Regions from separate parts of the Homo sapiens genome. Here region 1 is linked to region 2. Evidence: chromatin loops called from intact Hi-C (ENCODE). Cell type or tissue: natural killer cell. All regions are shown on one strand. Links, peaks and the distances in the headings refer to the core of each region. The heading gives the core; the rest is flanking DNA. Region 1 overlaps AQR (aquarius intron-binding spliceosomal factor). Region 2 has its middle 28 kb from the start of GOLGA8B.

Region 1 (15,857 bases), core at 4,710-12,709, 310 kb after region 2:
CTTGACAAATAAAAATTGTATATAGTTAAGGAATACAATGTGATGTTTTAAACTATGTATACACTGTGATATCATTACCAACACAGTTAGCATTTTTTGTGTGTGTGGTAAGAATACTTAAGATCTATCCTGTCAAGTTTCAAGTACATAAAACATTAATTATAGTCACTATACTTTACATTAGATCTCCAAACTTATGTATCTTGTAACTGAAAGTTTAGACCCTTTGACCAACATGACCCCATTTTCCCCACCTACAACCTGATAACTGCCCTTCTACTGCTTCTATGAATTTGCCTTTTTTAGATTCCATATGTAAAGTGAGATAATCAGTTTTTGTCTATCTGTATCTGGCTTAATACATTTAGCATAATGTACTCCTGGTTTATCCATGTTGTCAAAAAAAGGATTTCCTTCTTTTTAAAAGGTGAATCATATCCCATTGTGTGTTTTTATATATGTACACACACACCACATTTTCACATTTTCTTTATCCATTCAGCCCTTAAGTTGTTTCCACATCTTGGTTATTGTGAATAATGCTGCAATGAACACAAGAGTGCAGACATCTCTTTGGGACAGTGATTTTATTTCCTTTGGATAAACATTCAGAAGTGGGTTTGCTGGATCATATGATAGCTCTGTTTTTTAATTTTTTGAGGAACCTCCATACTGCTTTCCATAATGGCTGCACTAATTGACATTCCCACCAATAGTGTATAAGAGTTCCCTTTTCTCCACATCCTTGCAAACACTTGTTATCTTTTGACTTTTGATAACAGCCATTCTAACAGGTGTGAGGTTTGAATATCTCATTGTGGTTTTGGTATGCATTCCCTTGATGATTTGTGATGTGGAACACCTTTTCATCTATCTGTCATTTGTATGTCTTCCTACAAAAAATAGTATTGAAGTCCTTCACCCATTTTTTATTGGGTTATTTGGTCTTCTGCTATTGAGTATTATGAGTTCCTTACATATTTTGGATATTAACTTCTAATCAGACACATGGTTTGCAAATATTTTCTTCCATTCTGTAAGGCTGCCTTTTCATTTTGTTGACTGTTTCCTTTGCTGTATAGAAACTTTTCAGTTTGATGTGGTCCCCATTTACTTATTTTTGCTTTTGTTCTCCATGCTTTTGGTATCACCCAAAAATCATTGCCAAGACAAATGTTATGGAGCTTTTCCCCTATGTTTTCTTCTCGGAGTTTCATGGGTTCAGGTCTTACGTTAAAATCTTCAATCTATCTTCAGTTAACTTTTGTGTATCATGTAATATAGGGATCCTATTTCATTTTTTTACAAGTAGATATCTAGCTTTCCCAAGACCATTTTCATTTCCCCATTGTATACTCTTGGCACATGCATCGAAGATTAAATGATTGTACAAGTGTGGGTTTACTTCTGGGCTTTCTGTTCTCTTTTGTTGGTCTATGTGTTTTTATGCCAGTAACATACTGTTTTGACCACTGTAGCTTTGTAATATAATTTGAAATCAGGAAGTATGATGTCTCCAGCTTTGTTCTTCTTGATCAAGATTGCTTTAGCTATTCAGGGTCTCTTCATGTTACAAATTGGCAGCTTTTTATTTCAGCTTGGAGAACTTCCCTTAGCATTTATTGTAAGGCAGTCTAGTGGTCATAAACTCTCTCAGTTTTTGTTCTCTTCTGTTTTTCTGTCTTTATTTCTCTTTCATTTCTGAAGGACCTCTTTACTTAGTTTTATTTTATATTGTTATCCTTTTATCCTCTTCATAAAGACCATTTCAATTGTTAATATTTTATTTTCTATATTTTAAGTATTTCTATAAGCTGTTTCAAATACATTTTAGGACAAGCTATAATTTCAAAAAAAATTAAAAACAAGCAAACAAAGAATATCTATGTAAAAACCTCCTTTAGAGCATATTTAAATCATTTAAAAGATGTTGCTATGGATTGGAAGGAAAAAAAAAAACAAGCTAGTTGTAATAAACAGAACCACTAACATCCCAATGCCCATTCTTTCTTCTTATGTCAGTCTAACGAGTCTTTAGTTTTTATATTAAAAAGTTGTATTTGGGAAATACGTAACATAAAAACTGAAGCAACACTCCAAAGTTATGAAGTACTGCAGAATACAACATACCTACAAAGATAAACTGCCTCCTATGTAAAGACTTTATGTCACAACAAAAAATTGTAGCACTTCATAACATTAAAAAGAGAAACTAATTAAAAACAAAATTCTGCAATCAATGGCTTGGTTAGTATTGGGACAATGTCTAAAAGGAATTACTTAGTGGCTAAACCCTTGTGAAACAACTTCCTATCACCTCCTCCATTTTTTACAGCTTTAATGCAGTATAGTTTACATACCATAACATTTATCCACTATAAATATACAAGTCCATAGTTCTCAGTAAATTTACAGAGTTGTGCATCCATCACCACAAAATCCAGTTGTGGAACATTTCCATCATCTTTAAAAAGATCCCTCTTGTCCAGTTGCAGTCAATCCCTGTTACCAAACCCAAGCAACCGCTAATCTACTCCTCTTACCCCTTTCTCTTCTTATAAAATCTACTTGAAGCATTAAAAAGTATAGATTTCTGGCCCTTAAGCACATCCTCTCTTACTGCTGGTTAGTGGGCTTCAGCACCCTGAAAACATAATCATTGGAACCATGTAATGAGTAAAAATGCCTCTGCTGGTTTTCATCTTCAAGATACATGAAACAGAAAGAAGCCTGGCCCCCTTTTAGGTTTCGACATTTTTAATAATTTTCAATGATGGGCATTAAAAATGTAAATTTAGAAAAATCTATTATTACCAGTGTGAATGAATTAACTCCAAGAAGTGACATTTTCTTCCCCAGCCAGAAAATGGTATAATTAAAAAAAATTTTTTTTATTAACAGACCAAAAGAACTCAAAGTATTTTTGTTGCACTTGGCATTTAAGTAAAATATAAATGAATTCTATTTGTTGAACTGCCAGTTAATAAATCGCTAGTCTGCAAAATGGCCAAAATTAGGCCCAGAATCTGAGCATATAAACTCAAGGTAACCATAAATTGTAAAGAAGTTTTCTGATCAAGCACTCCCCTAGGGTGCAAACAATGGGCAACAATTTCAGCAAAGCTGTGGGCAGGAATGATCAGCCAGTGGGTATACAAATTTCACAGTGTTTGCCTGCCTACTGACTCAACTGATTATTAAGTCAAAAATGCTTTGTGTTGTATTTTATAGTCTCACCCAGAATAACTTTTCACATAACAATTAATTAAAAAATAGAACTCTCTATGAAATAAAACATGGAAGTGAAAAAATAGATCATAATCACAGTGTCTGTGGTAGCTCTCCATAATTAGTAAGCAGAAGCCTGGAAGATACCTGAATCAGTTCACATTCCAAAGCTGTTCAGCTTTTCACATAAAATGCAGTATAATCGTGTATGTATACATGGTGTCCTATTATATAATGTAATAAAAATCCATCTCATAGTATTTTACTCATTTATAATCACTTGTGATGTATAACTTACATCCATCAATTTCATACTTGATGAAATTGTGAATGAAATAGTGAATAAAGAGCATTTGCCTCAAGTCAGCCATATCTATAAAACCAAATTAACCTTACAAATTCTTGTAATGCAGAGCTGCTACAATTACCAGAATGAAAGACTTTTCTTAGCTAAAGGAATTTCAGACATGAGCTAGCAGGTGGGGAGTGGAGTTTATGCAGAAGAATTCCTCAAATAACAAGACCAACTCAACTGGCCCTAAAAGTAAATCCTGGTGATTTACTTTCTTCCACAGAATCTATGGGTAGAGAGACAGAGATTTTCTAATGTACCACCCCGGGCAATGTGCAGCAACAGCCCTAATCCTCTGTCCATTCCCCTAGAGAGGCTGCCTGAGAATACTGTGGCAACAGTGACAAGAGTAGGTGGATTAATGGTACACCCCTTTATCATAAGCTTCCTCCAGGACTTAAACTGTTCTGACCTAGTACGGGCCTGCTTGGCCAACCCCTAGCCTTCCAATCGGCCTTTAAGTAAGGTCTGACCTACTCCCTCTACATTTCCCCCTTCCCTTCTTGAGCATGACGACTTCTTCTCCCTTATCCCCAGTCTCCCACTCCCATTCCCAAGTACCCAGATATGTGGTTTATATTTTAGCACTTTTGATGTATGTTAATTCACATTTAAAAATGTCTCAAAGAGTAAATATCTCCTATTTTAGAGGGCACTTTTGTCTCAGTATATTATTTCTAAATATACTTATAAGGTTTCTGACAGAAGTTTATCAGTCACTGTTTGCATCTCTTCATTACAGGTGGAACCAATTTACTAACCATGGCTTCATTCTGCTGACACTATCTTCAATGTCCTGACGAATTTCATAAGTTGATTCTAAGCGGAAGAGGTTAAAGTTCCTTAGCAGGTAGTCATGAAGAGTCAAAAACTGCAAATTCAATTTGGGAAGAGCAAGACAACCTGAAAAGGAAAAAAACATCCATATTTCAATTTTTTTTTTTTTTTGAGACGGAGTCTCACTCTGTCACCTGCACAATCTCGTCTCACTGCAACCTCCGCCTCCCAGATTCAAGCCATTCTCCTGCCTCAGCCTCCTGAGTAGCTGGGATTACAGGCACCTGCCACCATGCCTGGCTAATTTTTTGTGTTTTTAGTAGAGACAGGGTTTCACTATGTTGGCCAGGCTGGTCTCGAACTCCTGACCTTGTGATCTGCCCACCTTGGCCTCCCAAAGTGCTGAGATTACAGGCGTGAGCCACCGCACCCGGCCTGAATTATTCTTTTAATCAGATATTTGTTCTCTGTATTAAAAAACTGGCACCTCAAAACTATAAGAATCTAATGAATGCCTGAAATGCAGCATATCTGATAACAACTTATTTTTGTTTTCACACAGATGTTAAAACCAGATTAATAAATGTTGGCTATTAAGAATTAGGGGTGAGGCCGGGCACGGTGGCTCACGCCTGTAATCCCAGCACTTTGGGAAGCCGAGGCCGGTGGATCACCTGAGGTCAGGAGTTTGAGACAGCCTAGCCAACATAGTGAAACCCCATCTCTACTAAAAATACAAAATATTAGCTGGGTGTCATGGCGGGCGCCTGTAATCCCAGCTACTCAGGAGGCTGAGGCAGGAGAATCACTTGAACCCGGGAGGCAGAGGTTGCAGGAAGCCAAGATCATGTCCTTGCACTCCAGCCTGGGCAACAAGAGCAAAACTCCGTCTCAAATAAAAAAAAAAAAAGAGAGAGAATTGGGGTGAAGGATGAGTTTTATTAATACATGTAATCTGCATATGAGTGATCTGTATGTAAACAGTACTCCTTCAAAGTATTTAAAGATACTTGTACTAACAGTCTCAAGTAGTTTAAAACTTCTTCCCTTATCACCTAATTTATATTTGGCAAAATACTGAAGTGAATAATGTTACCATAAATTTAGCCCATGACAAAATTTAGCATGAACACTGAATTATTATGTTACATTGCATAAATCAATCTCCAATGATTATTATTGTGCTCTGAACTTGCCTTCTGGCTAAACTTTAAGGACCAGACATTGTTTGTATGTTATTCCAGACTCCCCCTTTTCATTATTCTCACTTAACACTATTTCTCTTAGACAATAAGTGACCACTGAGCTGCAATATCAAAAAGGTTTTAAAAAATCCCAGAACACATTTTACTGATAAGTCATAGTCTCATCATTGTTGTCCATACTACCAAAAAAAAAAATAAACTTAAATACAACAAACATTGATGTACAAAAATTTAACATTATTTATATTAGTAAACTCTGACTTGTAATCTAACTCAATTTCTTTCAATAGCACATTTTTATTTAAAAAAATGACAACTAAAATGTCACCACTTTGCAACACTCACTGAATTAACAAATCTAGGTGTTAAATATCTATAGCTACTAATAGCACAAAAAAAGAGACAAGTAGATAGTATGTGCCTCCTGATGAAAGAACACACCACCACCAAGAATCTTGCCAAGGATAACCTTAGCCTGATCAAGCCTCTGCACAAGGTGGTACTAATTTGCAAGAAAAATAAAGAACAGAGGAACATGCTGCAATATACCATGAGTATTCAATCAGAAAAATCTATAGACTACGGGAACTCTATGATCAAACAACTCAAGTTCTTCAGCAGAACAAAAAAAAAAAAAAAAAAAGAAAGAAAGAAAAAAAGGGATGTATAGAAGGTACCAGTAAAGTAAAAGACATTTTTTTAATGAAACCTTGTAACCACCTTGTCAGCTATCCCAGAATACTCCTATGTGCCCTTTCCTGGTTACAGCTTCTTCCCTTTACCCGAAAGTAACTATTTTCTGACTTTTATAGCAATCGCTATCTTGAATTTCTTTATAGTTTTATCATCCAGGTGTGCATCCCTAGACATGAGAAAGCAACATATTAACCACTGTAAGAACATAAAAAGATATGAAGACTGCCTATGTTCTGAAATCTAGCACAATATTAGTGCACTGGGTCTATCGGAGTTATGGCTCTAGGATATGTCTTAGATTAACCATTTTAAGTAAATATACCAATACTTATACTTGTGATGTCTTTAAAACAGTCACATTTCTTCTACTAATGATGCCATTGTTCAAAAAAGTCCTGAAATTTCTTTTGAAATATACCTTCAAAGTATATCTGAATGCACTTTTGCATATACTCAGTTGTGGCAAATTCTCATCCTCAGAGGATGCGTGAAAAGTGTTTAGATCCAAATCTGGGGAAATAAGTGAACAAACTAGGCAATACCATTTTGGATCAACACTAAGGGTTTACTATCAATAAATGATAATGTCTTTTTTTTGGTGATCATTACCTGCTTTACATAGAATTCAAAAGAGCCCCTAAGAAAAGCCTTTGAAAAACAAAAGCTCTATCAAACACAGCCTATCATAGTGACAAAATGAAAGCTATACTTCATGCATTATAAGGTCTCCTTGAAAACAGTCTTATGGTCAGCTGCAGTGGTTCACACCTATAATCCCAGCACTTTGGGAGGCTGAGGTGGGCAGATCGCTTGAGCTCAGGAGTTCGAGATCAGCCTGAGCAACATGGCGAGACCTTGTCTCTACTAAAAAAAAAAAAAAAAAGCTGGGTGTGGTGGTGCACGCCTGTGGTCCCAGGTACTCGGGAGGCTGAAGTGGGAGGATCACTTGAGCCCAGAGACTGAGGCTGCAGTGAGCTGAGACTGCACCACTGCGCTCCAGCCTGGGTGACAGAGCAAGACCCTGTCTCACACTAACAAACAAAAAAAACCAAAACAGTCTTAGGGCTTTATGGTCGTATTTTTTACAGGGTGATATGTGTATAGTTAAATTTAATAAAAACCCTTAGTGCTAAAGCATTCAAAATACTAAATCTTTTCTAGCTTCTAAAGTTAACTTCTGGGCACCAGGAAATTATCCTAATGTACAGAGTAGACTCAAGTACACTGCCTATAATTGCCAATTATATATGATAAATCTGAAATTGTTTCATTGTACAGCTGAATCCATACTTCTTTACCATACCTTCTCCAGAATAGTACTCAGTTGGGACAATATTTTCATCCCATATAATTTTCTCAGTTGGATACAAAGGCATCTGGTTCAACTGCTGAATCTGAGAAATTCGACGTTCATGACGAGATACCTAAAATAAAGGAAACAAGTTCATGCAGAAGGTTAGAAGCATCTTTTTTCAATCAAAATAATTTATGGAAGAAGTTTCATGCCTATCAGTTATTGTAGCAGTTCAACAAGCGATTTTTTTTTCTTTTCCTATTTTCTCCATAGATCAAAGATGAGAAACAAACCAATGGTAATGGTCTTTGGAATCAGACAGACCTGAGTTCAAATCCCAGCTCCTCTACTTATGAGTACTGTAAAAGCTGGGCACGTTACTTTAACCTTCCTAACCTTAGTTTCCTTTTCACTAAAACAGATAAAGTGCCACACATCTCAAGTTTCCAATGAAATATGAAATAGTGTCAAAGTCCCTGGCACATGCCAAGGGTTTAAAAACCATGACACTTAGCATTAATCAATGTAGGAAAAAATAGGAGCTCTAGGTTTTGGACTATAGTTTTCATTCTTATACTAACTAGCTATACCATCTGGGAAAGTTTATTAATCTATCACCCTAGTCTTCTCACTCTATGTTCCTTTCCATGATGACCTCTGTGTACCCTTAATATTAATAATCTATCTCAAATATGAAAATAAGTGTTACACCGGGTGCAGTGGCTCATGCCTTTAATCCCAGCACTTTGGGAGGCTGAAGCAGGTGGATCACCTGAGGTGAGGAGTTCAAGACTAGCCTGACCAACATGGTGAAACCCCATCTCTACTAAAAATACAAAAATTAGCTGGGCGTGGTGGTGCACACCTGTAATCCCAGCTACTCAGGAGGCTGAGGCAAGAGAATTGCTTGAACCCGGGAGGCGGAAGTTGCAGTGAACCGAGATTGCACCATTGCACTCCAGCCTGGGGGACAGAGTGAGACTCCATCTCAAAAAAAAAAAAAAAAGAAAGAAAAAGAAAAATAAGTGTTTATCTAATAATGCTAAAATGACATATTCTTAAAATGTATCACATTCTCTTCAGTGAAGATAGTATAATTATAGAAAAAATCATGATATCTAAACAATATGTATGTTTTAACTTTTTGATCATAAATTGAATAGTAGAAGAATCCAAAGCCTGGGGAAATCCTTTAGGGAAGGGAGGAAACAAAACATAATGTTGTAGCACTATACATTTTAAAAATTATTTTCTTTTGTTGGAACTATTTAAATTTTAGGAATAAAATTCTAGCCACAAGACCTTAATAGGCACAGGATCAACGTTATCCTCAAACTTATTTTCCATTAGAAGAATTCCTGAAAACAGGTTGGGCACGGTGATTCATGCCTGTAACCCAACACTTTGGGAGGCTGAGGTGGGTCAATCACTTGAGGCCAGGAGTTCAAGACCAGCCTGGCCAACGTGGCGAAACTCTATCTTCTACTCAAAATACAAAAATTAGCTGGGAGTGGTGGCACACATCTGTAATACCAGCTACTCGGGAAGATGAGGCACGAGAATCACTTGAACCTGGGAGGCAGAGGTTGCAGTGAGCTGAGATCACGCCACTGCACTCCAGCCTGGGCGACAGAGAGAGACTCGGTATCAAAAAAACAAAACAAACAAACAAACAAAAAAACAAAAAAAGAAGAAGAATTCCTGAAAAAAATCCTCATTTCTTTCTATTGCAAAGAGTTATTATTAATTCCAAAAACCTTACTCATGAGAGGTTTTACATTGTCAGAAAATAGCACAGGAATTTTTAGGAACTGAAAGAGACAATGAAAGTGATTTGCATATAAATAGTTGCTAATAGAATGATTCATCCAGAAAGTAGTTCGAAGAGATAAAATACTTGAGTAAAGAAATTCGAAAGATGAGAAAACAAAAAATCAAATGATAATACAATTCCAAAAACAAAATGGGAATTATCTGCCTAATCTTTGGCCCACAAAAAAATCTATATGAACCTACATCTTTAAGAATGACTTTAAAAGGCAAGGAAAACCACATGCAAAATTCAGAGAACATTAATATTTACCAGCAATTCTAGAAGAAATTCTTTATCAAAAGTTGTGTCTTCATTTTTAGGAAGAGTTGGCAACAAGCAGAGGTATGATGCCACCTGGTGGAGTGTGTTTGAACTGCAGAATAGAGAACAATATTTTATTCATAGTAACTTACTTCACTTCACTTTTGAAACATGTATTTTTACAAATAGCTTAAAAAAGCAAATATAATACTATGACATGGGCAGCAAATATCAAAAACCAGCAATGAAAATTAAGGCTTTAGTGCAGGGTTCTCAAAATATTTTCTGCAAACCTCTCATTGTACCCAAGATCCTTCTGGGCAGTCCCCAAGAACACTTTTAAATATTAATACCGGCAGGGCAAGGTGGCTCAGGCCTGTAATCTCAGCACTTTGGGAGGCCGAGGCAGGCAGATCCCGGGGTCAGGAGATCGAGACTATGCTGGCTAACATGGTGAAATTCCGTCTCTACTAAAAATACAAAAAATTAGCCGGGCGTGGTGGCGGGCGCCTGTAGTCCCAGCTACTCGGGAGGCTGAGGCAGGAAAATGGCGTGAACCCGGGAGGCGGAGCTTGCAGTGAGCCGAGATCGCGCCACTGTACTCCAGCCTGGGCGACAAAGCGAGACTCCGTCTCAAAAATAATAACAATAATAATAACAATACTAAGACATTGTTTCACAGTTTTATTTAAGAATGTCCTTGATGAAGCAGTAAAAAAAAATTAATACTATTAAATTTGGACTCGAGTACCTGTTTTATTTTAAATTCTGTGACAAAATGGGAAGTACATATTTTGCACACAACTTTTACTTTAAAAAACAACAAACTGTTGGACCGGGTGCAGTGTCTCACACCTGTAATCCCAGTACTTTGAGGCCGAGGTGGGCGGATCACAAGGTCAGGAGTTTGAGATCAGCCTGGACAATATGGTGAAACCCCGTCTCTACTAAAAATACGAAAATTAGCCAGGCGTGGTGGTGAGCGCCTGTAGTCCCAGCTACTCAGGAGGCTGAGGCAGGAGAATCGCTTAAACCCAGGAGGCAGAGGTTGCAGTGAGCCGAGATTGCACCACTGCACTCCAGCCTGGGCAAAAGAGCGAGACTCCATCTCAAAAAAAAAAAAAAAAAAAATGACAAACTGTTTATACCAGCCTTGGACAAATGGCCAATTTTTTTTCAAATTTCAAATTTTGAATGAAATAAGACTATAATTTCAAGGAAAACAACTATCAGTATTTGCTGTCAATGATAAAATTTGAACTTCCATGTGAACGTGAAAAATTAGAATTTTGGAAAACTGGTATTTGCCACCATGAGCTTCATAGCTTTCCACTATTTAACTGGTTTCATCACCTCCCCAAAATCCCTTATGCTAATTTATAGCAAATCCTCCTCTCCATCCCAGCCCAGCAACCATAATCAGTTTTCTATTTGTAATTTTATCTTTTCCAGGAGGTCAAATAAATGGAATCACACATTAGGTAGTCTTTTTTCTTGCTTGTTTTTTGAGACGAGTCTCACTCTGTTGCCCAGACTGGAGTGCAGTGGCATGATCTCAGCTCACTGTTACCTCCACCTCCCGGGCTTAAGCAATCCTCCCACCTCAGCCTCCCGAATAGGTGGAACCACAGGTGCCCACCACCACACTCGGCTAAATTTTTGTATTTTTGGTAGAGACGAGGTTTCACCATGTTGCCCAGGCTGGTCTCAAACTCCTAAGCTCAAGTGATCTGCCTGCCTTGGCCTCCCAAAGTGCTGGGATTACAGGTGTGAGCCACCATGCCTGGTCTTAGGTAGGTAGCCTTTTGAATGGCTGCTTTTACTTAGCATAATGCATTTGAGCATTTGAGATTCACCCACACTGTATATTTATCTGTAGTTGGTTCCTTTACGTTGCTGAGCAGTATTTCATGATACGGCTGTATCACAGTATGTTTATTCATTCAACAGTTGTGGGATATTTGTGTAGTCCAGTTTTTGACGATTTTGAATAAAGCAACTATATTCATTTTTGTACATATTTTTGTGTGAACATAAGTTTTCACTTTTCTTGAATATATCTGTAAGTGGAAAATACTGGATCATAATGTTAAGTTCATGTTTACCTTTATAAGAAACTCAAATTTTTCCAAAGTGGCTATCCCACTTTGAATTCCCACCAGCAATTATGAGAATTCCAATTGCTCCACATCCTTGCCAAGAGTCAATATTATCCGTTTTGGGGTTGTTTTTTGTTTTTTTGGTTTTGTTGAGACAGGGTCTTACTCTGTCATCCAGGCTGAAGTACAGTGGCAAGATATAGCTCACTGCGGCCTCGATCTCCTGGGCTCAAGCAATCCTCCTATCTCAGCCTCCTGAGTAGCTGGGATTACAAGCATGTGCCACCACGCCTGGCTAATTGTTTTGATTTTTAGTAGACAAGTCATCCTTCCACCTCAGCCTCCCAAAGTGCTGGAATCACAGACGTGAACCATTGTGCCTGGCCTTATCCATTAAAAAAAAAACAAATTCTAATAGGTATGTAGTATCTTCTTATGGTTTAAATTTGCATTTCCCCAATGACTAAACATGTTAAGCATCTTTCCATGGGCTTATTGACATCTATCTACCTACTTTGGTCAAGTGTCTGTTCAAATCTTTTGTCACCTGTAAATTGTTTTATTATTATAGGAGTCCCCCCTTATCTGTGGTTTCACTTTCCCTAATATCAGTTACTCATGGTTGACCAGAGTCTGGAAATAGTTAAGTATAGTAGAATAAGATATCTTGAGAGAGAGACCACATTCGCATAACTTTTATTATAGTATATTGTTATAACTGTTCTCTTATTATTATTGTTGTTAATCTCTTACTGTGCCTACTTCATAGCTTTATCATAGGTTTTTACATTACATGTAAAAACACAGTATATATAGGGTTCAGTACAATCTACAGTTTCAGGCATCCACTGGGGTTCTGGAACACATCCCCTGCGGAAAGTAGGGGGCTGCTGTATTGAGTTCTGAGATTTCTGGATTCTATTCCTTCATCAAATACCCATTTAGCCAATATTTTCTCCTAGGCTGTAGCGTGTTTTTTAATTCTCTTATCAATGTCTTTCAAAGAGCAGAAGTCTCTTAGTTTTGATCAAGTCCAATTCATCATTTTTTTTTCCATTATGGATTGTGCTTTGGTGTCTATAGAAATCTTTGCACAAACCCACGATCACAAAAATTTTCTCCCATACTTCCTAGAAGTTTTAATTTTGACATTTAGGTCTATAATCCGATTTGAGTTAATTTATGTATATGATGCAAGGTATGGGTCAATGTTCATACTTTGCATATAGATATCTAATTGTTTCAGCACCATTGATGAAATCCTTTCTCTACTGAGTTGCCTTGACACATTAGTCAAAACTCAACTAACCATATAGGTATGGTCTATTTCTGGACTCTAATCTATTCCATTGATCTATACATCTATCCATGTATCAATACCATAATGTCTTGATTACTATAGCTTTACTGCAAGTTTTGAAATTAGTAGAAATCTTCCAACTTTGTTCTGTTACAAAATGGTTTGGGTTATTATAGTTCCTTTGCCTTTCCATGTTATTTTTAAAATAAGTTTGTCAATTTCTATAAAATATCCTGCTAGAATTATGATTGGAATTAAAATATATCTATAGATTAATTTGGGAAGGATTCACACCTTGGGTCCTCTTATCCATAAGCAAGACCTAGCTTCTAATTTTTCAGATTAATTCATTTTAATTGTACAGACTTCCTTACATGGTTTCAGATTCTACTCTGAAACTAATTTTTAAAGAAACTACCACTTGTCAAGTTTTCATAGAGTATTAAAGAAGAACATTCCCAATTATTTGATAAAGCTTATCAAAATACACTTCCCTCTGTGTAAGGCCAAATTTTCTTAATTTACTTCAACCAAAACAATATCTCACAACAAACTGAATCCAGAAGGAGATCTGCAAATCTGTCTTCAATTAAATCAGTCACAAAAATGTAAAACAATGACACTCTTTTAATGGTGCATTTTTTTCATTTTGGAGAATATGTTTTTCATTAGCAATACATATGGCTAACATATAATAGATTTCAATCAATATACTTTTTTTTTTTTTTGAGACAGAGTCTCACTCTGTTGCCCAGGCTGGAGTGCAGTGGCACGATCTTGGCTCACTGCAACCTCCACCTCCCAAGTTCAAGCCATTCTCTTGCCCCAGCCTCCCAAGTAGCTGGGATTACAGGCGTGCACCACCACACGTGGCTAATTTTTGTATTTTTAGTAAGATGGGGTTTCACCATGTTCGCCAGGCTGGTCTCGAACTCCTGACCTCAGGTGATCCGCCCACCTCAGCCTCCCAAAGTGCTGGGGTTATAGGCGTGAGCTACCACACCCGGCCTCAATTGATATTTTTAAATGAATTAATAAATGTTTAAAATCTTTCCAGTTTTTATTTCTACTATAGTGAATATAATGAATATAATACACATAAATGTTCTTTGGGATCCTCAATAATTTTTAAGAGTGTAAAGGATGTCTATGGACAAAAATAAATACCCCAGATGAACTATGCAGCTAAGCTAAATGTAAAAAAAAAAAAAAAAGGCAATAAAAGTATTTTTAAAATATAGGAAAACATTTTATAACCTTAGGGTGAGAAGGACTTCTACATAAAGCATCTAATATAGTTATTAAAAAGAATGACAGTTGTCATTAAAAAATTTAAAATATCTGTAATGACAAAAGATGTTACAAACAAAGTTAAACTGAAAGAAAATAAATGCAACACAAACTAGACAAAGGGATTAGGACCAAAAATATTAAAAGTTCTTTAAAATCAGTAAGATGACAAGCAATGAAATGCAAAATAGCAAAGGAAAATAAGAAGGTTACAGAAGAAATGTAAATGGCCAAGAAAAAAACAGAAAAATGCTTAATTTCCCAAATAAGATCAGGGAAATGCAAAGTAAAATGAGATAAAAATAGAAAAAATTAAAATCCAATTTACCCAGCATTAGTAGGGAGAAAAATAAATCCTCATACGCTGTTAGTTTAAGTGTAAATTGATAGTCTTTTCTGAAGGAAATTTAGCAATATGTAACAAGTTTTAAACGCATGCCCCGTTTGAATCAGCCATTCTGCTTCTAGGAATCAGTACGAAAAGGATGCTCATTGCAGAACTGTTTGTAAAAGCCAAAACTTAAAAATTAAAGATTCACCAAAAGGAGGCCAGGAGCGGTGGCTCATGCCTCTAATCCCAGCTCTTTGGGAGGCCGAGGCAGGATCACCTGAGGTCAGGAGTTTGAGACCAGCCTGGCCAACATGGTGAAACCCCATCTTTGCTACTAAAAATTAGCTGGGCATGGTGGCGTGTGCCTGTAGTCCCAGCTATTCGGGAGGCTGACGCAGGAGAATCACTTGAACCCAGGAGGCAGAGGTTGCAGTGAGCCGAGATCGCACCACTGCACTCCAGCCTGGGCAATAGAGCAAGACTCCGTCTCAAAAAAAACAAAAAAAAAGACTCACCAATAGGAGATTAACTTTTAAAAAAATAAGGCCGGGCGCGGTGGCTCATGCCTGTAATCCCGGCACTTTGAGAGGCTGAGGCGGGCAGATCACGAGGTCAGAGATCGAGACCATCTTGGCTAACACGGTGAAACCCCGTCTCTACTAAAAATACAAAAAATTAGACGGGCGTGGTGGCGGGCGCCTGTAGTCCCAGCTACTCAGGAGGCTGAGGCAGGAGAATGGCGTGAACCCGGGAGGCGGAACTTGCAGTGAGCCACTGCAGTCTGGCCTGGGCGAAAGAGCGAGACTCCGTCTCAAAAAAATAAAATAAAATAAAAATAAATAAAAAAATAAAAAAATAGTATGCTGGTCCTGTTTAATGGAACTCTATGTAGTTATTTAAAATAATGAAATGAATCTATGTGTTATTAATTATATTAAATCCTCATATGAGAATGAACAACCAAACCAACCTCAGTTTATTACATTTTAAATAGTCAAGGAACTAAACATAATTTATCCCAAGAGCTGGGAGATGATACAGTATAGTAGTTAAAAGTTAGGGCTTGGAAATCACACTATCCGGGTTTAAATTGTATCTCTGCCACTTACTTGCTGTGTAACCTAGGCAAATTACTTAACTATTCTATGCCCCAGATACCTTATACGTAAAATGGTACCTACTTCTAGCATGAATGTTTTCAGAGTTGTTTA
Region 2 (15,857 bases), core at 2,746-10,745:
TTATTTTTCTTCAACTTTTAATTTAAGTTCTGGGGTACACGTGCAGGAAGTGCAGGTTTGTTACATAGGTGTGCCGTGGTGGTTTGCAGCACAGACCAACCCATCATCTAGGTATTAAGCCCAACATCCATTAGCTCTTCTTCTTGATGCTCTCCCTTCCGCTGCCTCTCTCCAACAGGCCCCAATGTATGTTGTTCCCCACCATGTGTCTATGTGTTCTCATCATTCAGCTCCTTCTTGTAAGTGAGAACATTTGGTGCTTGGTTTTGTGTTCCCCATTTAGTTTGCTGAGGATAACAGCTTCTGGCTCCATCCATGTCCCTGCAAAGGACATGATCTAGTTTCTTTTTATGGCTGCATAGTATTCCATGGTGTATATGTACCACATTGTCTTTATCTAGTCTATCATTGATGGCCATTTATGTTGATTCCATGTCTTTGCAATTATGAATAGTGCTACAGTGAACATACATGTGCATGTATTTTTATAATAGAATGATTTATATTCCTTTAGGTATATACCCAGCAATGATTATATACCCAAAGAGGTACCATTTGACCCAAATTGCTGGGTCAAATGGTATTTCTGCCTCTAGATCTTTTAGAAATTGCCACACTGTCTTCCATAATGGTTGAACTAATTTACACTCCCACCAACAGTGTGAAAATGTTCCTTTTTCTCTGCAACCTCTCCAGCATCTGTTGTTTCTGGATTTTTTAGTAATCGCCATTCTGACTGGCATTAGATGGTATCTCATTGTGGTTTTGTTTTGCATTTCTCTAACTATCAGTGATGAACTTTTTTTCATATGTTTATTGGCCAAACGAATGTCTTCTAAGCAGTGTCACATACACTCATATGTTCATCACCATACTATTCACAATAGCAAAGACATGGAAACAACCTGGGTGTTCATCAACAGTGGACTGGATAAAGAAAATATGGCATATATGCACCATGGAATACTATACAGCCATAAGGAAGAATGACATCATGTCCTTTGCAGCAACATGGTTGCAGCTGGAAGACATTATCCTAAACAAATTAAGGCAAGAACAGAAAACCAAATATTGCATATTCTCACTTATAAGTGGGAGCTAAACATTGGATACACATGGACGTAAAGATGGAAACAATAGATACTAGGGATTACTAGAAGGAGAAGGGAGGAAGGGGGGCAAGGGTTGAAAACTAACTGTTGGGTACTATGCTCACTACTTGGGCAATGGGATCCAATCATACCTCAAACCTCAGCATTACACAATATACCCATGTAACAAACTTGTACACGTATTCCCTGATTCTAAAATACAATTTGAGTTCTTTTTTAAATAGAAAATTTCAAAATTTATTTACCTCTCAATGCATGTGATTTTTTTGTTCATGTCTCTTTACCCCTAGACTATAAAATGTTTTATAGCAGGATCTGTAATAATTAAGACCTGGACATTTCATAGAATCTATACTAATTGTGATACCTTCTATATTCAACCTATGTACAGCATAAGATGTAGTTAAGTGTTTTGAACATTATAGCTCCTCCAACAGTATTTGTTGAATACATTTATTAAAGATAATAGGTTGTTTGCAGTAGGTTCTAGATAACATGATTGCAGTTTGAGAACAAACTCAATTCTTTTCTATTTCAGACAGTGTTCTACTGAATACCAAACACAAAAATGAACACTATTGCTACCATAAAGGTTGACAACTTTTATTAATATTTAATAATTTGTTTTTAATGGTTCAAGGAACGATGGGAATGTTAATATTGAAAACACAACTTCCTCACTCATGTTTTTCATTAGTATTAAAATGAAAGCATCAACCCTAGTTTTTTATTTCTTTTACATCTAAATAATTAAGAACCTTTCACAATTTTCTAAACATAATTTATTAAATAACAAAGTCATAGCTTTGAAATTCAAGGAAATTGACATTTTAAGCTCTGATTTATGATTTTCTTGCAGACAGCATTAGTAATCTGATTATTTTTACACTGATGAAAAATAGTTCAATGAGAAATTTACTCAGACACTTGTACCTTGACATTATATGTAGAAAAATAAAGATACAATATTTGTAAATTTATGTACCAGAAAGTGAAACATATTTGCTTTGGATTAATGAGATATGAGATTAGTTCATTTAAATAGCTGTTTAAATGTCTCTCTCATCTAGTTTTCCTATTGTGTATTTCCACATAAAGAAACATGCACCACTATTGCTACCATAAAGGTTGACAACTTCTGAAAGGTCAGAAGTCTAAAATAGTAAACACATGCCACTCAAATTCATGATACACTCTACTAAGACCCAGAGAAAGGAATCTGTAGGAATCCTATAAATCATCTCCTATTACCCTTCTTTATTAACACACAGCAATCCAATTTCCTCTTATAATATCTTCACTGTTTATGTTTTCGATCCTTTAATCATTAGAGTGGCTATTTTTGTGCAGAGTACATAATATGCTTAATCTCTTTTGTTAATAGAGATTTTTTAAAAGAACTTTTAGATGTGGGATTCATTTTAAAAGCAGATTGTGCAATTTTTCTCCTTCATGTATTTAAAAAGGTTTTAATAATGTTTATTTCTAAAGGTTTGGATACAGTTGGCAAATATTTAGACATGTAAGTCTAGAGCCAACTTTTTCAACTTTATATGTAGTAAATATACTTTACACATTTCAAAGTTGTTCTCTCATCTGTCTCCAGTGTCTTTATAAGATAAATGGCTGGTGTGTCTTGAGCTCCTAACTATAATGCTAAATTTTGTTTCTTTTAATATTTTAAAATCACATTAACTTTTTATATTTTTATATATTTATTTTTCAAGGCTTAGACAATCTACATACTTGTTAAGTTTCAGTCTAGATGTCAATTTTTCTGCCCTTTTCTATTAGCTTTGAAATTCTCTTAAATAGAGATAATGTGGGAAGATTTTCATAGTCTAGTCATCACATATCAAATATCAAGGCCATTAACAGTAAGAAAGCATTTGTTTAATCTCATCACCACTGTCTTTATGGTTTGTTTTATCTAAATCCAAACCAGATGTTGAGCAGGAGTAGCTCCCTGTGACATCCATACTTTGTGTGTGTGTGTCTATTTCCTTCAGAAATTAGAATGTTTGGTCTGTTTAATTTTGTTTTTTGAAACCTCAGCCATCTGATGTGGTGAACATATTTCAGAATTTACAATTGTTTTTTGGCCTGAATAAGATCAAATTTTCTACAGCATTCATAATTTTTCTTGGCACAATTCTTCCTTGTGTTTCTTATACATGTTGTTCCCTTCTGAAAAAATTTTCTGGCTGTGTCAAAGAAATATATCTTTGAAATTATGGATTAGACCATGTAGCTGATGACAAAATCAAATTGATGGTTCACCAACAATAGAAACATAAGTGGTTAATTGCTATATATCTTCATGTCACAATTTTTAAAAGCTACATAGCTACATCTTGATGGTGGAAATATTTCTAGTAACCAACATTTATTGAATGCTTCCTATATAGTCGGCATTGTGGTAACATTTTGTGGCAGGGACTATTATTGTTATCACTGTTCGCTATCGCTAAGTGGATGTGGGCAAAGTCACATACCAAATAGTTAGTTGCACCAGGATTTGAATTCAAGTAGTTTCACCCCAATGTCCACATTCCAAGTCCCAGCATACCACAGTGCCACAGGGAGGTGACAGCTCTCTGTGGCTGGGCCCCTCATCATACCACATTTCTAAACAAGATTATCTTCTTTGTTGCATTTTACATAGGCATGGTTAAAGCAGATGTCCCTATGTACTAAACATGTAAGCATTCAATCATGGAAATATTTATTCGTGTATTTACATGTCAGATCTTATAGAGCAATATTTAAGTTATCAAAAGACATAGCATGTAGTACTGAGTATTAGCATAATATTAAAGAAAGAACCTTGGAGTTGCAATCAAAAGGCATGGACTCATTCTGTCTCTTCTACTTGAGAAATGAATGTTTTAAATAAGTTACCTGAGCGTCATTGGTTCTCAGAATCCTCATTCATAAAAAGAAGATAATAATATTTATACTAATACTTTTCTCTGACTGGATTTTTACAAAGATTAAAGGGACTAATTAACACAAAAGTAAGAGTAAAGAATATAGTAGAAAAGCAATAGATGATGGTGCTTTTGCTTCCTTCTTACCAAGCAGATGTTTTAAAAATAGTCAAAATAATATCTTGCAAGTACCCAGAACTCAAACTATTTGATGATGGGTTGCTTAACTTTTAGTAATTATGATGGAAACCAAAACTTGTCATTAACTAAATGATTACATCATTTTATATTATTGGTGAGAAATCATTTTAGTACTATAAGCATTGAGATGTTAATTAAATGATTCACACTGTTCATAAAATTTCTAAAATGAAGATAGTTTAAAAAGTGATTTTCAGACTGTGAAGTTGTAGCCCATTAGAGGGTGATGAAATCAATTTACATCTCATTTTAGAGAGAATGTTTATATTTTAATACAAAAAGAGGAATATATCACTCATAGTTAAGTATTATTTTTGTGAAATTTTCCATTTGATTTTATACACATACAGACATACACATGTCTGTACCTGGTCATATGTATGTATGTGTGTATGTATTGGTTTGTGATATAAATGTTATTTCTTACCATAAATTTCACTATTTAGAAAAAGTTACTCTCCACAATGCTGGCTGTCAGTGTTCCATACACAGGATGGTGTGTTTAAAAGGTGTGCATGTTACCCAGGCTTGGCCAATCAGAATCTTTCCTAAGATTGTTAAATTAAGTTTAATAATTGTTAGATTGTTAAATTAAGTTTTAAATTAATTGTTAAATTAAATTTCCTAAAATTGTTAAATTGTCTCTGGTAGACATTCTAGAAACATATGTAACAGAGACAGACACACACACACAAACACATACACACACACACACAGAGGGAGAGAGATGAGAAAAGATATGAGGTGATAAGGAAGAGAAATGCAGAAAAATAGAGATATGCATAAAGAAACACAGAGATAGAAAAATGCAGATAAATAGTGACAATAAATTAGAAAAATAGAAAGGCACTGCAGTGAAAGAGACACAACAGGGGGACAGAGACAGAAAATGCAGAGAGATATGCAGAAAGAACTATACAGGGGCAAAGATACACGGAGAAAAGGAGACAGATGCCCAGATAGAAATACAACAGAAACAGAAGAGAGATGAAGATCTTATTGAATATCTGGAACTAGTTGCTTCTGTAATCAACTTGACCTTAGGCTTCCTTGTACCATGAACAAAATATATTTGGTTTTCTATCATTTAGAACCAAAAATAGTACTTTTATTGCTGGTTATGCTTTCTTAACAATAAAAATTATTCTCAATTTTAAAAAAAGGTCACTCTTGTGAGGGCCTGTTAGTCTCTGATCAGGATGTTTGCTGCATGTTTTCCCCAGAAAGATGCAGTAGTACTGCTATAGGTATCATCTGTACTCACTCATGGATTTTGCTCCCCCGACGTCTTAGCACATCCTCTACAATTATGACATGGGTTTTTATCCCAGTGCTCACCAGCTTGCTATCATAACACATAATTTGGAAGAATTTCTTGACATCTTTTGCTTAAAGCTAATTTTTTTTTAAACTGATGCATGCTTTCTGCTACCAGTTGCTTTTAGCCATCAAAAGGAGGCTTGGCGAATTTAAAACAGAGAGAGAGAGAGATGAATTATTCTTTTTTATTTGCTCATTTCCCGACAATTCTTGCTAATTTTAATGGGTTTTGATGTGCAAAAATGATCTCCTGAGAACAGTTCAATCATTGCAGAGCACATTAAAATAACAAGGCATTATGCCGTCTTGAGTCCCTAAGAGAGGCAGGTTTGGCAGGGCAAAAGTGCAAGAAAGACCTGCACATTACAGTGAGATTTTACTGGAGATGTGTGCATGTGAACTTCACTCAGGCTCAGGCAGCTGAAGGGAAGGAGATGAAATCTCAGTACCAAACCTGGCAGGCCAGATTGACATGAGGGCCATCTGGTTCCTCTCACGAATGTCAGGTAGCAGAATGAGCAGACAGCGAAAGCTCATTGCTGAGATCTAGTTCATTGTGAACTGATTTAGAGCTGCGGGAAAATTTTGCTTCTCTGAACCACACGGCAGAACATAACCTTCACACATCTCCCTCTGCCTTTAGCAAACTGGGCAGGGGAGTGGGTGCCTTGAAAACAATGACAGGACGGAAAGAGGAAGCGGTGTGGTTGACGTTTTACTTTTAAACACATTTTTAAAGAGTATAGCTTTACAAACCCCTCCACTGCCAACCCTCAAGTTCCACCTTCCACTCCTCTGTAAAACTGAGCTGGAAATAATTAAATCTAAAGCTAAAAATGAGAGGTGGGGAGACATGTTGTGTGTAAAAATATGGCTAAAGAAGCTTCGCTATTTCTTTGAATCCCTTGATACTTCTTTTATGCATATACTTACGAGTTGTTGGAGAGGAAAATATAATATAATATTTTATCTTCTAAATTAAAGAGTGTATTTTGCTGCCATTAAGATACCATGGGCTTTGCTTTATTGGATCATTAATTTGACTTTGAATGGTCAAAGGCTTATTCAGTAAGCATGTATCTTGCAACACACAAGAGGTATATATTAATGAAAGACTAAAACACACCCAGGAGTCTCTTACTGCCTTATTAAAACATTTATAAATGGGACTTTAAAGTGCTGCTAAAATGAAAATGAAATGTATTGATTCTCATGCCAGATGCTCTTTAGAAAATGCAGTGTGTGTTATTCCCACCTCAAATTATAACTTCAAATCTGACCTAGATATACTTAAAGATAATTCTCTGAAGACAAGATGTAGCAGATAAGGCAATTAAACCAAGTCATTCAGATTTCTAGGATGGCCTTTGTACACTAGGTGGCAGAGGCTTCTAAGAATATCTCTCTTATATAAAGTACCAGAGGTTTGTTTAGCTTTGCAAGCTCAAGCAAAACATTCATGAAAATGTTCTTCTTCAGCAGTGGACTAAGATTCTCCTTTTTACAAATAAGTGGAAAAATTTAAACAGCATGTTTTGTTCTGTGTGAACCTTCAACAATGCAATACTTTTTTTTTTTAAATTTTTTGGAGACCAAGTCTTGTCTCTGTCACCCAGACTGGAGTGCAGTGGTGTGATCTCAGCTCACTGCAACCTCCACCTCCTGGATTCAAGCAATTCTTGTGCCTCAGCTTCCCGAGTGGCTGGGACTACAGGCGCCCGCCACCACGCCCGGCTAATTTTTTGTGTTTTAGTAGAGACTGGGTTTCACCATGTTGCCCAGGCTGGTCTCGAACTCCTGAGCTCAGACAATCCACCCGCTTCGGCCTCCCAAAGTGGTAGGATTACAGTCATGAGCCACCACACCTGGCCAAATGCAGTATATTTTTTGTTTAGTGAATTTATTTTTTCATAGAATAGCAGAATAGGGTTTTGATAGTGTTAATTTTTAATTTAATTCAACTTTACTTTGGTTTAATTCATTTTTAAAAGCTTTTTTACTTTAACACAATAAAAAAATTCTTAAATGGCATGATTCAAATGAATGCATGGCGGGGGGGTGATGCCTCACATTCTTACAACACCTCTTTATTTTCGAAAGACCTTTCACATGCATTTTTAAATTTGATCCTTAAAATAACACTGTACTGTATTAGCACAATTTTACAGGACAGGAAATAAATTTCAGACAAGGTGAGTAACTTCTCCAACATTAAGTAATAAAGTGCTACTGTGTTTTTCCTTTCTGTTGGAGCACAAGAACATTCAATAGAATTTTCACTGAAGACGAGCTGTAAGTATATTAGTGGGAGTGGGAAGTGGAAGTGTCATCTATTTTTTAAAAGGTGGCAGATCTACAATATTTAGCAAGAAACAGGGAGAAGGAAAAGCCAAAACAAATGAACTGATTTATTTAAAAACATTATCAGCATTACCCTGAAAATTATCAAAATCTTATATGCTATATCAATATATTTTTGGAACCATTTTATGGAAGTATCCTTAATAGAGTTTTAATGCATTTAATGCATGCTGTTTTTTTCAGGTGTCCAAAGAGAAGTGCGCCTTTTGCAATAGATCGATATTTCTCTAAGCCTGTTTCCCACACCAACTAATATCAGATTCACTACAGTTTCTTAAGAATAGACTTCTAGCTCCTACTCCCAACCAAATTAATCACAGTTTTTGGGAACTAACCCAGGTATCTTCATTTTCAACCAGCATCTAAGACTTGGCTAGTAAGTTGTGAGAATCAACAGATTTTACTTTTTTTGATATGATATAGATGCAGGCAGAAATATCTAAATAGGTTTATAATCACGCCAAATCTTTTTTTTTCAATTATCATAAATTACCACAAAAATTTTGTTCCATGTGAAAAGATTACCTAATGAATGAATAAGTAACTTGGAACTTTAAATAAAGAAAATGGACAGACACTCATTCACACACGTACATAGAGGAGGCACATTGCAGTAAAAGAATTTCTTTTCTAGATTAATGGTTGTAAATGACCCCAATCAAATATTAGTTAATAAGGCAACAACGTCCTTTGAAAAATAATTTGAGAAATAACAACAATTTTGTTTCTGCTACTAATTTTTACCTCTGGTTGCTAAATGATCTAACAACTACCCATTGTTCTCTCTGTGTTTTTTTTTTCTAGTGTAAATTTGGTAGACTTAATTACAGGTGATAATAGTAGCATTTTTGAGGAATGACAATCTGTTGTGCATTTTCATGCATAATTATAAAAGCACTCTTGACAAATGAATTGATCACCTACACAAAATAGGCATGGGTGTAAATGCAGGTCAGTCAAATGGAAGATCAATCATGTTAAGCAATATTTTCCAACAGTTCTTTTGAGAGCTATTCGGAGAAACAACAAGGAAAATAAGTTTTAAATAATCTTGGAGATGCTATATTTTAAAACATACTAAGAACATTTTTTTGTTTGTTTTTAACTGCAAGATTTCTTAAAGCAATGAACAGACCAATGTGCAGTGAATTTCTTGGAGGCAACTGTATAGTTCACTGTTGAATGTATTTGGCAACAAGACATTTTTGCAGTTATCTTGTGGGACTAGGTTAATGTCGGATGGATTCAGAAAATCTGAATTTAAGAGTATACAGCGCTGATGAACCACATTATCTATTACTTCTAGCCTGTTTAAGATCTGTCTTTCTAGGAAAAAAAATGAATTTTAGATGATTTGTATACTACAGGCAGTATGGCCCATCGTAAAAGTTTAAAAACCTTCCCTTATCCCCCTTCTTCCCAAAAGCATATGTAACTCTTTTGCCTTGAGAATGAATAATGGTTTTTCCTCACTTCAAACATGATTGAATAACCTACAAAGACCCAAATACAATGGGAAAGACAGAAGAGAGTACTAATTCATTGGTTATTGATTATAGCTCTGCTGATTTTGTACCATCCCATCTTGGTCATTTTTATGGGTTCTAACATATTCCATCTGCTGAGCACCTATTTCTCTGCATCTTTAAACTGACACTGAACACGTGGACTCTAATTAGTTCTTTTACAATTTCCTGGAGTATGTTCTTACTTGTTTATTTGAAATCTCATGGCCTCTTGATGGCTCTTTACTATCTAGGTTGTTACACATAATTCAAAGATACAGAAAACACAGTGAACATTTAGATCAACTAACTCATACTACAAAAGAGGAAATACAACATATTACTTCTTATCTACTCCTGCCCGTGAGAATTTGCAATGTAATAATGATTCTTTGAAACCTTGCTGATTTCTACAGTCTCCAGACCTAAATTCTCCAAAGTGATATCTTCAAACTACTGCTTAGAACATGGTCTGTCCCTGGAGGAGAGTGAGGTACTCCCCAATCCCTACCACTCACATAGAAACGTTTATGGGAATAGGGCTAAGCTAAAAATTTCATGAAGCAATAAACTGTTTCTGAGCCAGTGCTAGCATTGTTTCACATCTCTGTATTTCAGGACTTAGCTTTGCAGCTCTTGCCTAACACAGAGAAAGCCCTCAGTATCTTTGTGTTAGAGGAATAATCAGAAAATATAGATAAATAAATTGAAAGCGACGGCTAGAGCTAATTGTCAACAATACAAACTGTATACCTTGAAGGACATGGTCTAAAATCTATTTTTTTAAGGTAGAAAAAGGATTGTCTTCTTTACTATATTTCCAAAGAGCATGATTAAGCCCTCATCAATTTCTGCACCTGTGAATGTGCTTTGGCATTATACTTACACAGCATCAGATATTTTATACTCCGGATAATTAGTGGACAGTTTTGCACCTTTGATTTGATATTATACCATCAGTATTCAACAGTTATTTTAACCACTACTGAAATATTTTAAATTCACTGCCATTTAATCATAGTAATTATCCTGTCTGCGGAAGTTTCCAGTGACAGAGAACTACTCTGTGACTGACAACCAATGATGAATAGTTTTTTTCTGACACTAAGTTTGGCTAACAAGTAAGTGAGGATCCTTCACATTTTCTTTGCTTTGCCTTGCCAAGTGTCAAAACTGTAAGTCCTCTGGCTGACATTTGACTTGGTGAAACTATAATTGTCTCGTTAGTTGTGGCTCTGTTAGAGAAAAATTATATATATAATCAACTGTCAGCTCAGATGAATTTCTCAGCTATATGGCTTACTTTTGTGTGTTACAGAATTAACTGGAAAATTTATTTTCCTCTCTAATCTCTCGTAGAATATACTAATTGAATTTTCATTTCCAACCCATAAAACTCCCACATCCTGCTTTGTTTTTTTTTTTATAAAGAGAAACTTTAGCACAGAATGCATATGGCCCAAAGACATGTTGAAACATATACTGAATATACTCTACAAAATTTTAAATATACATGTGAAAAATTCTCATGAATATGTGACATAAAAGGTAAAATGAAAATTGACGTTTTGTAATATACTGTTAAGAAGTGGACATTAGGAAATAGTTCATTCTTTTTTTGATACATATGGTAATGAGCCTTTAGGGAAGGTTATGGTGTGAAATCTAAGATTCAGGGATTCAGATTTTTCTCAGGGAATTATGTGCAATTAAAAAACAAGATTTAATAGGTGTGGTATAAAATTGTCTTAAGTGATTCTATTCCAAGGGGAGGAAATCATATTTTTCTAACATTGAAACTAAGAGAAATTTGGAGAGAATTCAGAAAACAGGAAAACAATTTGGTTTCAGAGAATTAATTGCTGTAATACCAGAACACTAAACCTGGAGTTTCAAGTGTGTTGTATATGATGACCAGGCCTTACGATGTCATTTTTCTTACCTTTGGTAGGATAGAAAATGACTATGATGGCTTGTTTATTACGTTCTAGAATTCTTATTAGATAATTATGTAAGTTATATTATTTAATGCTTCTTACAAGTCAAAGATATATTATTATATCTCTTATTTTGCAGATTAGGGCACAATATTTGAATATTAAGTCATGATACCTAATGTTATAGTGTCAGGGAATGGTTAAACTTAAAGTCCAATCTGAATGCAAAGACAGTGTTCTTTCTACAAACTCTTCAATTATATAGTCTGTATAAGAGAACTCTTTTTGCTGAATTAATCAATTTAGTTACTAGAGTAAAGCTGGTATAATTTAATTTCTCAAAGACCTTGGCTTAATACAGGAACATAATAAATTAAAATAGAGTAAAAATCTCTTGAAATAACTATGATGTGTCTCTCAGGATAATAAAAAAAGGAGGATGACTTCAAGGTCCAATAGTAGTTGGATGATTAAACAAATTATGCTATGTCCATATAACAGGTTATACATATTTTAAATCATTACTTTAGTTGTACAACATAAACTTTTCCATATGTCACCAGATGTTACAGTAAAACATTAAGGGAAAATAATACCAATGAAGGGAAATCTTAACCTAATATCTAATACTTTATCACTTAATAGGGTTTTGAGGAACACCTTTCTTATTTCTTTGTTCCTTTTAATTTAGAATCCCAGAGATTTTGTATAACTGAAAAAAAAATGAACCCAGTAAATATTTTACATGTTCTAAAAGTTCTCACATTCTCAACATTATTTAGAAAATGAATGGAAAACATTGACATAACACTAACTTGTGTCTGCCTTATTAAATTTCAAAATCTTTAAAACTATCACAACTTCCTTAAAGGTAAAATGACCTATTTTACAATTAAAAAATAGTCTGGGTACTAATTGAATCTAGAATTAAAACTTGAATCTTTGAGTGTCTTGGCCCTTAAAATAATTTTGTTTCTGAATACCAATTAGAATTTGACCTAAAGACATCTGATATATGAAGGCTTTTTAATTTTTATAATTTCCATGAAAGTAATAGTAAGCACACTAATTCTAGTTTTCTAACAGAGAAGACAGATTAAGTGTTGCTTATCTGTGAGGTGTTTCTCTAATTTTGATAATTTCATATCATATATTCTTAAACGGATGTTTTAGGTTTGTATTCATTTGAATTTTTTCTCAATTATGTTATGTAATGATAAACAATCTATTAACAGCACCTTAACAGAAATAATTCTTTAGAGACAATGGAAGAAGCTAGAAGCTCTATTGGTGGTGTAGTTTTTTAACAGGTGTAAAGTGTGTTATTACAACATTCAGTTGCTATCCACTTTATTTAATTTTATAACCACTACTATCCTAATAGCATGAACATAAAGCAACTTTAGAGTATTTTTGAGAGATCACTTCTTGTGGAAATTACATCAATAGGTCATTGATTTCTCTGGTACAAATGACCTTGAACAAAATGCTGCCATGGGCAAAACAAAGTCATTATAACTATCCACTACACTGTGGACTGTGTTAAATAATCATAATCCAAAGAAGAAGCTCCAAAATGTTGGTCTCTGGTATGAATCTGTAACTTAAAAGCAGTCACACATTGGTAACATCTTCTTTCCTGAATTATGTTACTACATCACAGCAAAGGTCTAAATACACATAGCGACACTTCAACACTCAGAACATTTTCTCAGCATGCCCACAACGTGGAGCTGCAGTGTAAATGAGTCAGACCCATGCGCTGAAACAAGTTGCTGAGTCTAGTGAAACAAAATATACCAGACGGACTGTGAATAAAGTGGTGGGTAGTACCTGAAAGCTTTGCCTTAGGCTGAATTGGAAAGATCTAAACTTTCATTGAAGAAAATATTTATGAATGCGTTACCTAAGATGAAATTAACTAGCACAGATTCAGACTAACACTTGCAGAAGCCCAGATTGTAAATATAAAAATGTCTCTGTTTTTAAGTTGATTAAATCTTCTTGTTCTATTCCTTAGAACTATTAAGTTGTGCCTCTCTATATTTACCTGCCTGTTTTTTAAAACACATACTTTTTTTTTTTTTTTTGCTTTGAAAGTGTGGAATAAAGGAACACTGCTAGGAAAATGAAAAAGCAGGAAAACTTAAAATATGGTTTTTTAGAAAAATATTTATGAAGCAGTTTAGCATACTAACTGCTTTAGTAAAGTGGTTAGAAGATAGATGATTGCTCATGGTTTCCAAATGGGGAAACAAGGACTCAGAAAGCTTAAATAACTTCCCAAATGTAAATCTTGTAGTGGAATCTACAATAATGTCCAATTTGTCCTCTTCTAATTCCAGTCCAGCATTTTTCTAGTACATATTCATTTTTGTTTGGTATATTCTTCAGTATTCCACAGTTTCCTGCATTGAGTTTTTATTCTGTAGTTACTTCCCTCTCTCAGCATTTTCATCCTATTCACCAGCAGAGAAAGAGGGTAGCTTTCTCGATTTCTGTTAATCTTTATCACCAATCACTTGACTGTAGTAGTAACATAAACCTCAATAGCAGAAATGAAGACAACATTTGAAAACTCAGAAAGCTCTCGCTTTTTCTACCTTCTGACCCAGTTTGCAAGAGTATATTGGTAAAAATATCTTGACATCTTTGGAATGCTGTCAAGAAACACAGAGCCCAAATGAAGTCTATATTCATTGTCTCTCACATACATTTTGCCTGTTAAAAATACATTTTGTGCAGTTTAAACCCAAAGTGTCACAGAAGTACTACATTTCTGTGACTTGAAATTCCAAAGTGAGACATTTCAATCTTCTTTAAGCTGGAAACAATTCTTATACTTGTCACCTCTTGTAGTTTATACAGGTCTCTTTTGATCCTCTTGCAGTTACTTGCTGAATATTGAAAGGGGCCTTTTTGACAAATATAAAACAGGGTTTATGTGTGCATGTTTACTTTTATAATTTTTATTTGTTGCTAGGTCCAAGAAGTCTTTTTCTCCCCTTGGCATTACTTTGATGCACCTGTTATGATCCTGCTGAAAGCTCTCTTGCTTCTTTGGAGCCCTGAGAGGAGCTTTGTAACTTTGACATTTTCACTAGCTTTTGACTAGCTGCTAAGATTTCGGCTGCTGTGGTGCAGTACAGAGGCAGCCATGTATTGGGCTGCCAAGTCTCAAACTCTTGTTTGAGAACCTCCAGACCTCACTAAAGAGGATCTGCAGAACAGAACTGTATTCTTTCACAAGGTGGTTGGTGCCAAGGCCGGGTTGGTCTTTGACAGAGCAGAAGCCAGGATGATCAATATCAGAAGCATCCTCACACATGGTTTTCAGGTCAGAAGCTGGGGTTAGGGATGAATTTTGCCAAGTATTGGATATAATGGGGGATATTTAGAAAAGGTGCCAGGCATTGAACTGATTCAAATTTCTCCCAGTATCTACTGTTTTTGTAAAAGCAAGAAATTTTGCATTGGAAATAACCTAATTAGTTTAGAAAACCAAATAAATAAGAAAATAAGCATAGCATTTTTAAAGGCTTAGCTATTTAAGCATTTAAAATACTTTCTCTCACAAAAGTTAAACCCTGTTCATGTGTACACTGGTTTTGATAAGATAATATTTAGACTGATGTTGGATTATCTTAACTGAAAGTTTTAATATAGCTTTCAGGGATACTTCATGTACTCTTGAAACTATATCACATATATTTGTATTTATATGTATGTCTGTTGATGTTTCTCTCTGTATACGTAGATACATATCCATATCTAGCTAGCTAGCTCCCATTTGCAGGTTTTGTATATTTAGTTCCAACAGCATAGAAGGGGAAAAGGAACCTAAGACCATAATATTCAGTAGTTTTACAAGCAGGATATTAAAATTCATTTGCAAGTTCTTAGTGGAATTCAGTAGCTTTTGATTATATGTATTCTACTGCAACTTTTTTTTTTTTTTTTGAAATGGAGTTTCACTCTTGTCACCCAGGCTGGAGTGCAATGGCGCAATCTCAGCTCACTGATACCTCCGCCTCCCGGGTTCAAGTGATTCTCCTGTTTCAGCCTCCTGAGTAGCTGGGATTACAGGCACCCGCCACCACGCCCGGCTAATTTTCATATTTTTTATAGAGATGGGGTTTCACCATGTTAGCCAGGCTGGTCTTGAACTCCTGACCTCAGGTGATCCGCCCACCTCAGCCTCCCGAAGTGCTGGGATTACCAGCATGAGCCACCGCACCCAGCCACAACTTAATTTTTTAACTGAATGCTGTTATATATGAGGGTAGCAAACACCTGCGGTCAAGTTTCTCTGGGCCATTTGGAATATTTCAAGAACATTATAGACATAACTTGCATTCCAATTGTTTAAAGAACTGTATGAGTCTGAATGTGGAAATTAACCATTGTTTTCAATGCTAATTTTACAAGACCAATAAGCCTGCAATAGAATGACTAGGAAGGCTACTACCTTCATTAAAGAAAGAAGCTGAA

What was found. A loop is a pair of places that touch in the nucleus more often than their neighbours do. Peaks named below come from ENCODE experiments on the same cell type or tissue, not always from the same donor. Only the 100,000 strongest peaks of a DNase experiment are listed, where the experiment ranks them.
Region 1: it touches region 2 in a loop (22-fold over the local background); 17 of 110 quality-filtered maps call a loop at or near these places.

Annotation. Positions count from the first base shown.
Region 1 is chr15:34,910,697-34,926,553 of GRCh38, forward strand. AQR (aquarius intron-binding spliceosomal factor) reads right to left here. Exons shown (of 35, transcript NM_014691.3): 14 at 9,636-9,738; 15 at 7,562-7,682; 16 at 4,342-4,483. Among named protein-coding and RNA genes, the nearest start is that of AQR, 51 kb to the right of the region's middle. In natural killer cell, for the core only: a CTCF peak has its summit at 9,703 (motif pointing left); a DNase peak (open chromatin) is centred at 9,715.
Region 2 is chr15:34,603,700-34,619,556 of GRCh38, forward strand. No RefSeq gene overlaps it. Among named protein-coding and RNA genes, the nearest start is that of GOLGA8B, 28 kb to the left of the region's middle. In natural killer cell, for the core only: no CTCF peak of the experiment used is centred there; a DNase peak (open chromatin) is centred at 6,932; H3K27ac peaks cover 447 bases.